Regions from separate parts of the Mus musculus genome. Here region 1 is linked to region 2. A link is a loop called in an ENCODE intact Hi-C map of the cell type or tissue named here. Cell type or tissue: left cerebral cortex. All regions are shown on one strand.

Region 1 (5,000 bases), 560 kb after region 2:
GAGCAATGAAGACTTCACGTATAATTTTAGAAGAAAAAAAACACAAACTGTGTTGCCTTCTGTTACAGAACAATAATGAAAAACAGCATATGATGGTGTTTATAAATCAAATCTCTTTTGTATATGGAGACTAATATTTTGTGTCTGTGTAGTTAGCTCTTAAGTGTAACCTTACATAAACACTGTCATTAGAAAGATAGGAGGTCACCCTGTTTTGTCAGATGACAGATTGCATTTATTTATGTCTTCTTTGTATCTGTATTCTCTGTCCTATACTGAGTAATTATCAGATTTTATTTTTCATGCTATTTCTTAGCAGTTTCCTTTGTTTTGTGTTGCATTTAGAGCTCAAAACAAAGCATCACTACAAACCATTGTAACAATTGATGAGCTGTGGAAAAACATATTTTTCAAAATGGTGGTTTTCTTTTCATCTGTGAAGCTTCTAGAAAAAATGTTTTGCCAAACATTCTCTTGACTCTTTATGAAGGTCTACATTGATTTCCACTTGATACTTTTTTTTTGTTAGAGTTTCTTTTGCTGCAGCAAAACACCACAACCCAAAAGCAAGATAGTGAGTAAAGAGTTTATTCAACTTAGACTTCCACATTGCTGTTAACCACCAAAGGAAGTCAAGAAAAAAACTCAAACAGGGCAGGATCCTGCAGACATGAGCTGGTTGGTGAAGAAGTTATTGAGGGCAGCTACTTAATACTGACTTCCTCTGCCTGGCTTGTTCAGGTGCTTTCTCATAAAACCCATGACTACAAGCTCAAGAATGGTACCATCCACAAAGGATTGGGCGGGCCTACCGATTGAGAAGATGCCTTCTAAGCTGGATCTTATGGAGGCATTTCATCACCTGAGGCTCCTTCTTCTCTGATGACTCTAACTTGTGTCAAGGTGACACAGAACTAGCCAATGCAATGCTCAAAAGATAATTCCTAAAATGTGATGTTTAGGTCTACTCTTGATCGTTTTCTTCTCTACATTGCACTGGTAAGCACATTGTCATGACAGTGTTTGAGTAATAACTAGCATAACTAAGGGCATTTGATGAGATTTTAGAATGCATTGTGTTACTAACATTAGTATTAATTTGCTAATCTGTGATCTTTGCCAATATCATATTCACATAGCCTTAGTGTCTTCAGACATCTCCAAGAACAGAAGCCCTCCTGGCACTTATAACTTTTTATGTGTTTTATCTTGAAACATTATATTTATTTGACTTACCTCTGAAGAACTAATATACATATGTCAGTAGTGTTATATCTTTATTCTGTTATCTTTTGATACCACATATAGAGCTAATACCTGAGTCTTGAATATAATGCACCTAAGTGTGCATCATATTTTAAAGTACGTATATTTGTACTATTAATAGCACAATTACTAAGGATAATGTAAAGTGATACTTAGAGATATTACATATGTACTGTCAAATTTGAAAAACCAAGGTCCTAAGAGATGTCTCAGCATTACTGCTCTTGCAGAAGGCACTGGTTCTGTTCTCAGCACCCATGCAAAGTGACCCATAACCTCCTATAACTAGATCCATGAGATCCAATTTCTGTAATCCATTGAAATTGCACTTATAAATGAATATAACCACAGAAACACACACACACACTGTATATATATATATATATATGTATATGTGTATGTGTATGTGTATGTGTATGTGTATGTGTATATGTATATGTATGTGTATATATATATTGAATTTGAGAAAATCAGAGGGTACTTTTTAAAATCCAGGACTAATAATTCAACTGGTTGACCCATGATCATTAGAATTGACAACTTCTCAACTTATCGTCACCAGTTGCATCAAGTGTGACTTTATATTAACCCTATTGAATATAGCTAGCACTCAATAAAAATGATTGGAAAATTATTTGTTTGACAGGGATGTTAGGTAAGTTTAAATGAGTAAGATGAATTTGTGAGTTCGAGTTTATTTGTATCTGATGTGACAGAGTACACTCGATAATAAAGATTTTTGTTCTTGATGATTTCAATACCCAAATCTGGATCTCCTCCTCACACCGTCCCATCACATAAATAAAACAACACATGTAATGTGCCACTGTGAAACGCTGACATACTGTAGAGTTGTTATCTGAACAATGAAAACCAGCTTTCACTCTTCTGAGACTCCTTTCCTTGAGTAGGTGAAGCATGCGCCTTAGCACTTCAGATGCCTCCAGAGCAGAATATAAATATCTGCAACCCAAATGCACTGCAGTGCTTCCACCAGATCACTGTTGACAAGATTTAAACCTTTTGATAGAAAAAAGGTAACGTTTCACAGAAGACTATGGAAACACTCTTGAATCTTGGAAATATGATCAGCTATCTTTTTCTGAAAGATATAAGGCAGGCAGTAAAAGCGAGTAGTCACATTCAATGCCAAGTCTAGCAAAAAGACTCAGATACATGTACATGACTGCCTATAATTACAAGTATGTGTGTCAAATCAGGGGGCCAAATGGTGTACTTCTAATTGCTAAAGACTAGCAAGAAATTAAGGCTCATGTGACTTTTCTGAACATATCACTTTCGTTTTCTCAGAAGATAAGGATCAATCATTTTAATTTTATGATCAAAACTTAATATTTGTAAAGATGTATTTTTATTTCTTTAAGCATTTGTCTTAGGGTTTAGAAGTCCAACCTCAAAAAACAGATTTAGCTTCTTCCTTGCCTTCAAGGGAGAATTTATGTCACACATTCATTTCTGCTAGCTGCTACAGTTTCTAGGCAACTCTCTGCATGTGGATATACCAAGCAATTTGTGTGTTGTCTAATAAAAGAAACTATAATTATTGAATTTTTCATCAAATTTTTTTCACCCAGTTGACTAATTTCCAAATATTTTCCAGATGAACATGTGTGCGTATGTCATCCAATCCTGTCTTCACTAGTAATTTTACCTCACCCTCACCACACAGGGAAGAAAACATACAAGTCCAAAAGAAATCATGAATCCATGCCTTACTCAGGTGGTCTAACAATGAAATTGTAGATTATAAAAGCAGACGTAGAAATTTTGAAGGAATTAATATGAACCCTATTTATATTTAAGAACTAAAGTATTTTTGTCAGAAATATCAACTTGCAACTTGGATCAGCGTGAGAGTCTATGATCAAACTGAACTCTGCGTTAAGTAGTTAGTAACTCAACTTGTTTTACCCCTTGGGTGTCAAAGTCTTGACCCACGTAAACATAAGCTTAAGAAAGAGTCCAATGATAAACTATACAGGTAAACAACATCTTTTTTTTTTTAAGTGTTAAATACTCTTTATTTGATATCATACATAAACCACAGCAAATGCCTTTCAATAGTAAAAGGCAGCATCCTTGATGTAGGGAATTCTAATTAAAACTGCACTGTCACGAATAGATAGTTGCCTCCTGGTGGTTAGCCATGACCTGAAAGAGGCCAGTGAACACAAACTGAAACACATTTGAGTCTTCTTGTTTCTGAGACAGTGATAGAATTTTCCCAGTGTTTAAGCATATTCATATGCCCAGTTATATAAATCTAAGTATAAAACCATTTAGTAGGTTTGAGGTGACATGCCCCTATTTATGGAAAGTAAAACATTGCTAATTAAGTCCAATCTTATCTTGAGAAAGGGAGAGCCGTGGTAGCATGTATACAACTGGAACTGTTGCTTTAATAAAGACCGTACCCACTTTATGACAAGTCAGTTTTACTTAAATCAGGACTGTCCAACAAAAACATTGCTAGCCATTCATGATCTGAATTTGGTGTGTGAATTAAATTATGGTGTACATTAAAAGCCATGAGACATTTGTTTTGTAATAAATAAGGCAGTGGAATTACTCATTAGTAGCCTTTTTAAGATAAGCTATTAGGTCTGCCCTTTCTCCCTTCTTCTTAATTCCAGCGAAGATCATTTTTGTTCCAGGGATGTACTTTTTGGGATTCTCCAAATACTCCATCAGGGTATCCTCTCCCCAGGTGATGCCTTTGTTCTTGTTGGCATCTGTGTAAGAGAATCCAGCAGCCTGGCCTGTCTTCCGCCCGAACAGACCGTGGAGATTTGGTCCAGTCTTATGCTTGCCTCCCTTTTCCACAGTGTGGCACTGGGCATACTTCTGAACAAAAATCTTCTTGCCTTTTTCAACATCACTCATTTTTAATTCGTTCCGGGCTGGTCAACACCGCGAACGTTCGGACTCGAAGACAGACGTCCCGCGCTGGTAAACAACATCTTAACTATTCACATCGAATGAAATGTTTCTATTGCACTGCAAATTAAATACTTGAAATTAGGTTGTTAATAACACTTTCACATCCATTACTAATATTACTAAAGTCATAATACAAAAAACAGGAAATTATGATCAGAGGAATCAGGAATGTAGATAGTAAAAGGGCTTTAGAGATAGGGGCCCTCATAAACATGTTGGAGGGTAGGGACATTCTTATTTTTATTTTCTTACAAGGCAAAACCAGTCAACAGTGGATCACTTGGTTCATAAACTAGATAACATTTGTTAAAGAGAATCCTCTTGAGTATAAGTTTGCATAATGACTTGTAGATAAAATCAGAGATAAATCATAAGAAGTCAGTATGCTTCTCCAAACCTTATCCAAATGTACATATAAAAGTTAGACTAATAGCTCTCCAGGACATTGTTTCTTGGGATATTTCCAGCACGTTCTATGTTTAGCCAAGATATATAAAAAATATTCAATGAAAATATATTATGGTGTTTTATGTGGAACTGGAAAATGTAAAAATGTAAAAGTCTCATTTGCTTTCCTGGTGAATTAGTTTTAAATTTAAATTCTGAATCTGCTGAGACTGATAAAACAATTCAGTCTTAAACCTCAATCTCATTTTTAGCCCTAAATAGAGAAAATAGAAATTAATTGCTATCCTATCTAATATTTTACAAGAGATTTATGTTCCACACAGCAGTAGTGTTTTTTTTTTTTTTACTTTAAAATCAGCGCCCAC
Region 2 (5,000 bases):
ACAGAACAGAATCACACCTGGCTAACTCCAGCTGTCTGACTCAGACAGCAGGCCAGCTGCTGTGAGCTGCACCCTGGCATCTCAGAGTTTGTCTAGGCCTCATCTCTTTTGTCTTAAGCTTTTGCCATATATCCTGCAATGTGTTGGCGGTTTAAAGTCTGACCGAAAGTTCTCTGTTCAAATTTTGTATTCTCTCAAAGTTTAAGCTGTTGTAAGAGGTTTTAAGAGGAGTAAGGAAAACACAGTTAATGAGCCAGAATTCCTTCTTTTCATAGGAGCCAGATAAATGCTAGGAAACCCCAGGAAGAAACAGGGGATGCTATGGAGGGTGGGCTATTAAGAGGAATTATGAAAATAGTCACAAATTTCAAAGAATATACACATACCCACACTACCACCTAGGGCATACAGCTTCGGTGAGATCCTTGAAGGAAAATTAATAACCAAATCGGCTTTTCCTTGATGGTGTATTTCTTTATCTTTTTTGTTTCCCCTTCATGGGACTTTCATTCCTATTTTGCCTGAATAGTTGCTGGACCTGTGTAGTTGTGAGTTGTATAACACCAAACCAAACACACACTGGATTGAATGTACTAAAACAACACTAATGGGTTCATACTGTCCTACCTTCAACCTCGGGGAGTAACACTCCTAAACCAATTTCACTTGTGTGATCATAACGGTGAGGGTCTGCAATCACTCCTAGCAACCAGGGGCCAAAGGTCTCAGCAGAACACTGGCCACATGCCACAGGGAAAGCTGCCATAAGAAGAAAATGTATTTCCAAAAGTCTTCCTGTACCTGTCAATAGAAACCAGATTTCTCTTTGCCCTCTCTTGTTATCTCTTAGTTTTTATCCTTTTCTGTGAGGAGCAAGCTGTGAGGATAGTTGGCAGCTGCAGGTTTGCTAAATGCTTATTATATCTTATTTAGTAGCACTTGCTTCCAGGGGAACATGTGTTTTTAAATTTCATAACAAAAAAACTGTGGCTTGACTCATGAATTTCTGAATTTTGAAATTCTGATTACTGTGTAACTACAGCTACAAAGTCTGAGGATTTTTGTTGTTGTTGTTTCATTTCTATTTTTTTAAAAAATTATTAACTCAAAGGACTCTTTCCAACATATCATACAGTCAAAATCTTGCTTTTAGTGTTAAATCAATCAGACTGACCTGACGACGTTCTGAGACATGTGCCTTCTGGGAATGCCTTTGAGTAAGTCTCCAATGTACAGACTAGACTTGGGAAAGAGCGCAGTGTGATCTACGTTGATATACATTTCAGTACACTTAACAACAGGCTCCTTCCTCTATTAAGCTGACTGACTCTCTGTGGATGAGGCAAATGCACAAAACAGGGATAGACACACAGACTTTGCCAGCCTTCAGTGATAGAGATGCTAAATGAATACCAAACAAGCTAATGATGTAGGACATTTCTATTCTCCTTCACACAGACCTAGGACAAACAAAACAAACAAACAAACAAACAACCCAAAAACAAAACAAAACAAAACAAAACAAAAAAACAAAACAAAATGAAACAGGAAAAAAAATTGACATTGGGAAAGGGTCAGTTTCTTAATAGTAGCCATTCAAGACTTCTGTAAAGATAAATATTCTCAAATTAGTTAAAAGATGACTATCAAGTCTTTAAAATTGTTTGTGTAACCTCTTTGGTGGACATTCTCCTTTAAAATGGATCGTTATGGTTGTATTGACATGCAATCTGGAGGGATAGCTGTTTACCCCAGGATCTTCAGCTAACAATGCACCTTTGACCCCTGAGGGGAAGACCCTGAAGCTCTGGCATGAATCTAATTAGTCCCTAATTAAAATGCCTTTGTTCAGTGGAAACTTCATTTTGTGTTATCACTTTTTAGAAAACTTTGATTTGTTTTTAGCTTTTGTTTTTATTTTATTTCGATACTATCAAAAGAACTTTAATATAGGTTTTATCTGATGTCATAAATTTTATTTCATATACTTGTAATGATTAAGTATAAGTTTTATTCGAGTCATTTGTCTAAGAAGAATTAAAATGTGATGTTACCTTTTATTAAAGACAACTTCCTAGGATGCCGCTTTTGAAACATAAATGAAACATTATATGAAAGAGTATATATACCTTGTAAAATATTCAAATTGTAATGTCATTCCTTTATTTTAGATAAGTGTCATAAACTCGGTGCATATCAACTTGTGCTTTTATGTCTGACCACCAGAGGGCAGTTGATGCTAGCTCTTTCTTTAATACCCGCTCCCAGGAAGCAGTTCTAGGCAGAAATGAGACAGGACCTGAGGTGCCTTCTCAGAGCCTAGGCTCAGGGGAAAGGCTGCAGGTTGGGGCATGGCCTAATTTTCAGAGTAGCTGTAGCAGAAGTGTATAATTACAACCTCAAGCACTTAAAGCTCTTTTGGAGCTAATTTTATGACGTGTCGACTTGATCCTTTTAATTTTTAATAAACAGGAAAATTGGAAAGGAATCCTATTTTTTTATTATTGAAAATAAAAGCTTTCTATACATTCAGGGGCTTAAAGATCATTTTCATGACAGCTTCATCAATTTAAGCTTCCAGTATCATCATTAGAAACTTTTGGGTTGTGGGTGGTAATGCAATTTGTTTTCGTTCTGGAACATAGGCTGACTTTGAACTCTGCATTTGTTTGGGTAGCCTCTAAAACTGGGTCCTCCTGCCCTGGCCCTGTTTTGTAATTAAATGGATGTACCATCTTGCTTGATTTAAAAAAAAAAATCTTTATTTAAAACAATAATATTTTTAAGAAAGAAACATTACACTCGAGAAATCTTGGAAAATTCAGGTAAAGTCACATAATTTTGAATGTTTTGGAGAAGAAGCATAGATTTAACTCTATTGGAGCTGCTCTCACCACACATCAGAGTTCCTCACTGCTCTGTCATCTGCTTAGTCTTATCCATGGCACGAACCTTTCTGGTGTGTAGGTAGCGTGTTTATTCCTGTGCACCTTTCTTTTCAGTGTCCAAGCAAAACCTATGACCCACTGATTAAGTCCACCCGAGACTTTCCAGACGATGTTATCAGTTTCATAAGGCGGCACCCTGTGATGTATAAGTCCGTGTACCCAGTGGCAGGAGCACCGACCTTCAAGAGAATCAACGTGGATTACAGACTGACGCAGATAGTGGTGGATCACGTGGTCGCTGAAGACGGGCAGTATGATGTCATGTTTCTCGGAACAGGTATGATCAGACCACACTTTCAACCAAAGAAACTATTTGTTAATGGAGAAATAAAACAAAAACCTGCAAAATGTTTGTCATCCAAAGTCAAATAAATATTAAGTAATACCTTGCCAGCTTTTCCTGAACTTGTATAGGTGGTACATTTAAATAATGATCAGCAATGTCTGCCATCCACACTGAAGTTTTAAAATGCATATATTGTCGATGTTTTTCACACTGTTCCAGACTAGTTGCTCAAAACGTATCTGTCTAATCATGGAGGAATAAAAGTAAGTAAGGTGAGGCTGTGTCTCCATGTTTACCTGTTGTTGCTACAACCGGATGCTGGGAAATTCTATCCATAATTCTCCGTTCACTAGCCTGGAAATCAGAGACTTGTTAGCCTACAGACAGTTCTTAGAATCATTAAGCATTACTTGGTAAATGCTTTCAAATAAAACTTCTTGGAAGTTTACTTTCTTGTCCATGAATTTTGAAGATTAAAGTTAATTTTGTGGAGACTGGAGAGATGACTCAGCACTTAAGAGCACTAACTCCTCTTCCAGAGGACCTGTATTCAATTCTCAGCATGACCATAGCAGCTCACAACTGTCTGTACCTCCAGATCTGGCACCCTCATGTATGCATACATACAACCAAAACACTCATGCACATAAAATAAATATAAATAAATTATTTTAAAAATTAACTTGTTGGATTCTTATTAATACAGTTTATTGTGTGTCAACTTTGTAATTAAAATATGATCAAAATAACATGTTTTTGGTCAAGTGTGATAATGAAAACCTATAATTTTAGGCTAAAGAGGAAAATCACAAGTCCAAGACTATCCTAAGGAATAGTAATGGACCTATCTGTCGGTCTGTCTCTATATCTGACTGTTTGTCTATCTGCCAATAGATACATATTGATATGTATATATATATACACACACACACATATATATATATATATGTGTGTGTTTGTGTGTGTGTGTCACACACACACATGATACAAATAAACATCAGCTAATAGTTTGCCAACATTTTTAAATTGTATATTATATGCTTTTAAATGATAAGGAATATATATATATATATACATATGTGTAAATAGAGAGACACATATATGCATACATATATGCACATACATTTTACATAAATAATGTTGCATATTTGGTGATTTCTAAATTAAGAAAAATGTTATGCAACAACAGTGTTCTGGGACAGAAAAGACAACGTGTACCCTTAGGACTTCATCCTATAGTATATGTGTTCTTTGAGGAGTTTTAGTTGTTATTTTATTGGAACAGGTTCTTTAGAATATAAAATGATTTTAGAATTATTTAGCCCTTAAGCACTATCACGGTTCTGCAAATTTAGGCTTATTATGAGAAGGACCATGTAGTAACTCCTAGGGCCAGTAAACAGCTCCTGTGAGGCCTAATGATATCATAGAGGGCAAGTGCAAAACAGATAATCTAAGAGATGTTCCATTTCTGAGAATGCAGCAATGACTACCTAAGGGTCAGGACTTTAATTAGTCTCCTATTAACTCTCATGAGCTAAATTTAATTGTTCTGTCCAGGCAAAGCTCACTCACAGGCTGGTAACAGTTCTCTATCGTAGGCAGCCCTCAGCCACAGGCTGGTAACAGCTCACTATCATAGGCAGCCCTCAGCCACTAGGTGGTACTGCCTAACCTTTCCTCAGAAAAATATGATTATTTTAAAAGTTTTGTACTGTAAAATGTATTTAACAGTTTTGAACATCCTAGAGTGATTTTTAAAAATT

What was found. Hi-C counts contacts between places; a loop is a spot of excess contacts. Peaks named below come from ENCODE experiments on the same cell type or tissue, not always from the same donor. Only the 100,000 strongest peaks of a DNase experiment are listed, where the experiment ranks them.
Region 1: it touches region 2 in a loop (2.4-fold over the local background); 4 of 42 quality-filtered maps call a loop at or near these places.

The regions. Positions count from the first base shown.
Region 1 is chr5:13,117,597-13,122,596 of GRCm38, forward strand. It overlaps the pseudogene Gm10108. Among named protein-coding and RNA genes, the nearest start is that of Gm52804, 25 kb to the right of the region's middle. In left cerebral cortex, no CTCF peak of the experiment used is centred here; a DNase peak (open chromatin) is centred at 2,228.
Region 2 is chr5:12,560,147-12,565,146 of GRCm38, forward strand. Sema3d (sema domain, immunoglobulin domain (Ig), short basic domain, secreted, (semaphorin) 3D) reads left to right here. Exons shown (of 18, transcript NM_028882.4): 12 at 3,003-3,225. Among named protein-coding and RNA genes, the nearest start is that of Sema3d, 180 kb to the left of the region's middle. In left cerebral cortex, CTCF peaks have their summits at 2,222 (motif pointing right) and 4,893 (motif pointing right); DNase peaks (open chromatin) are centred at 2,244 and 4,843.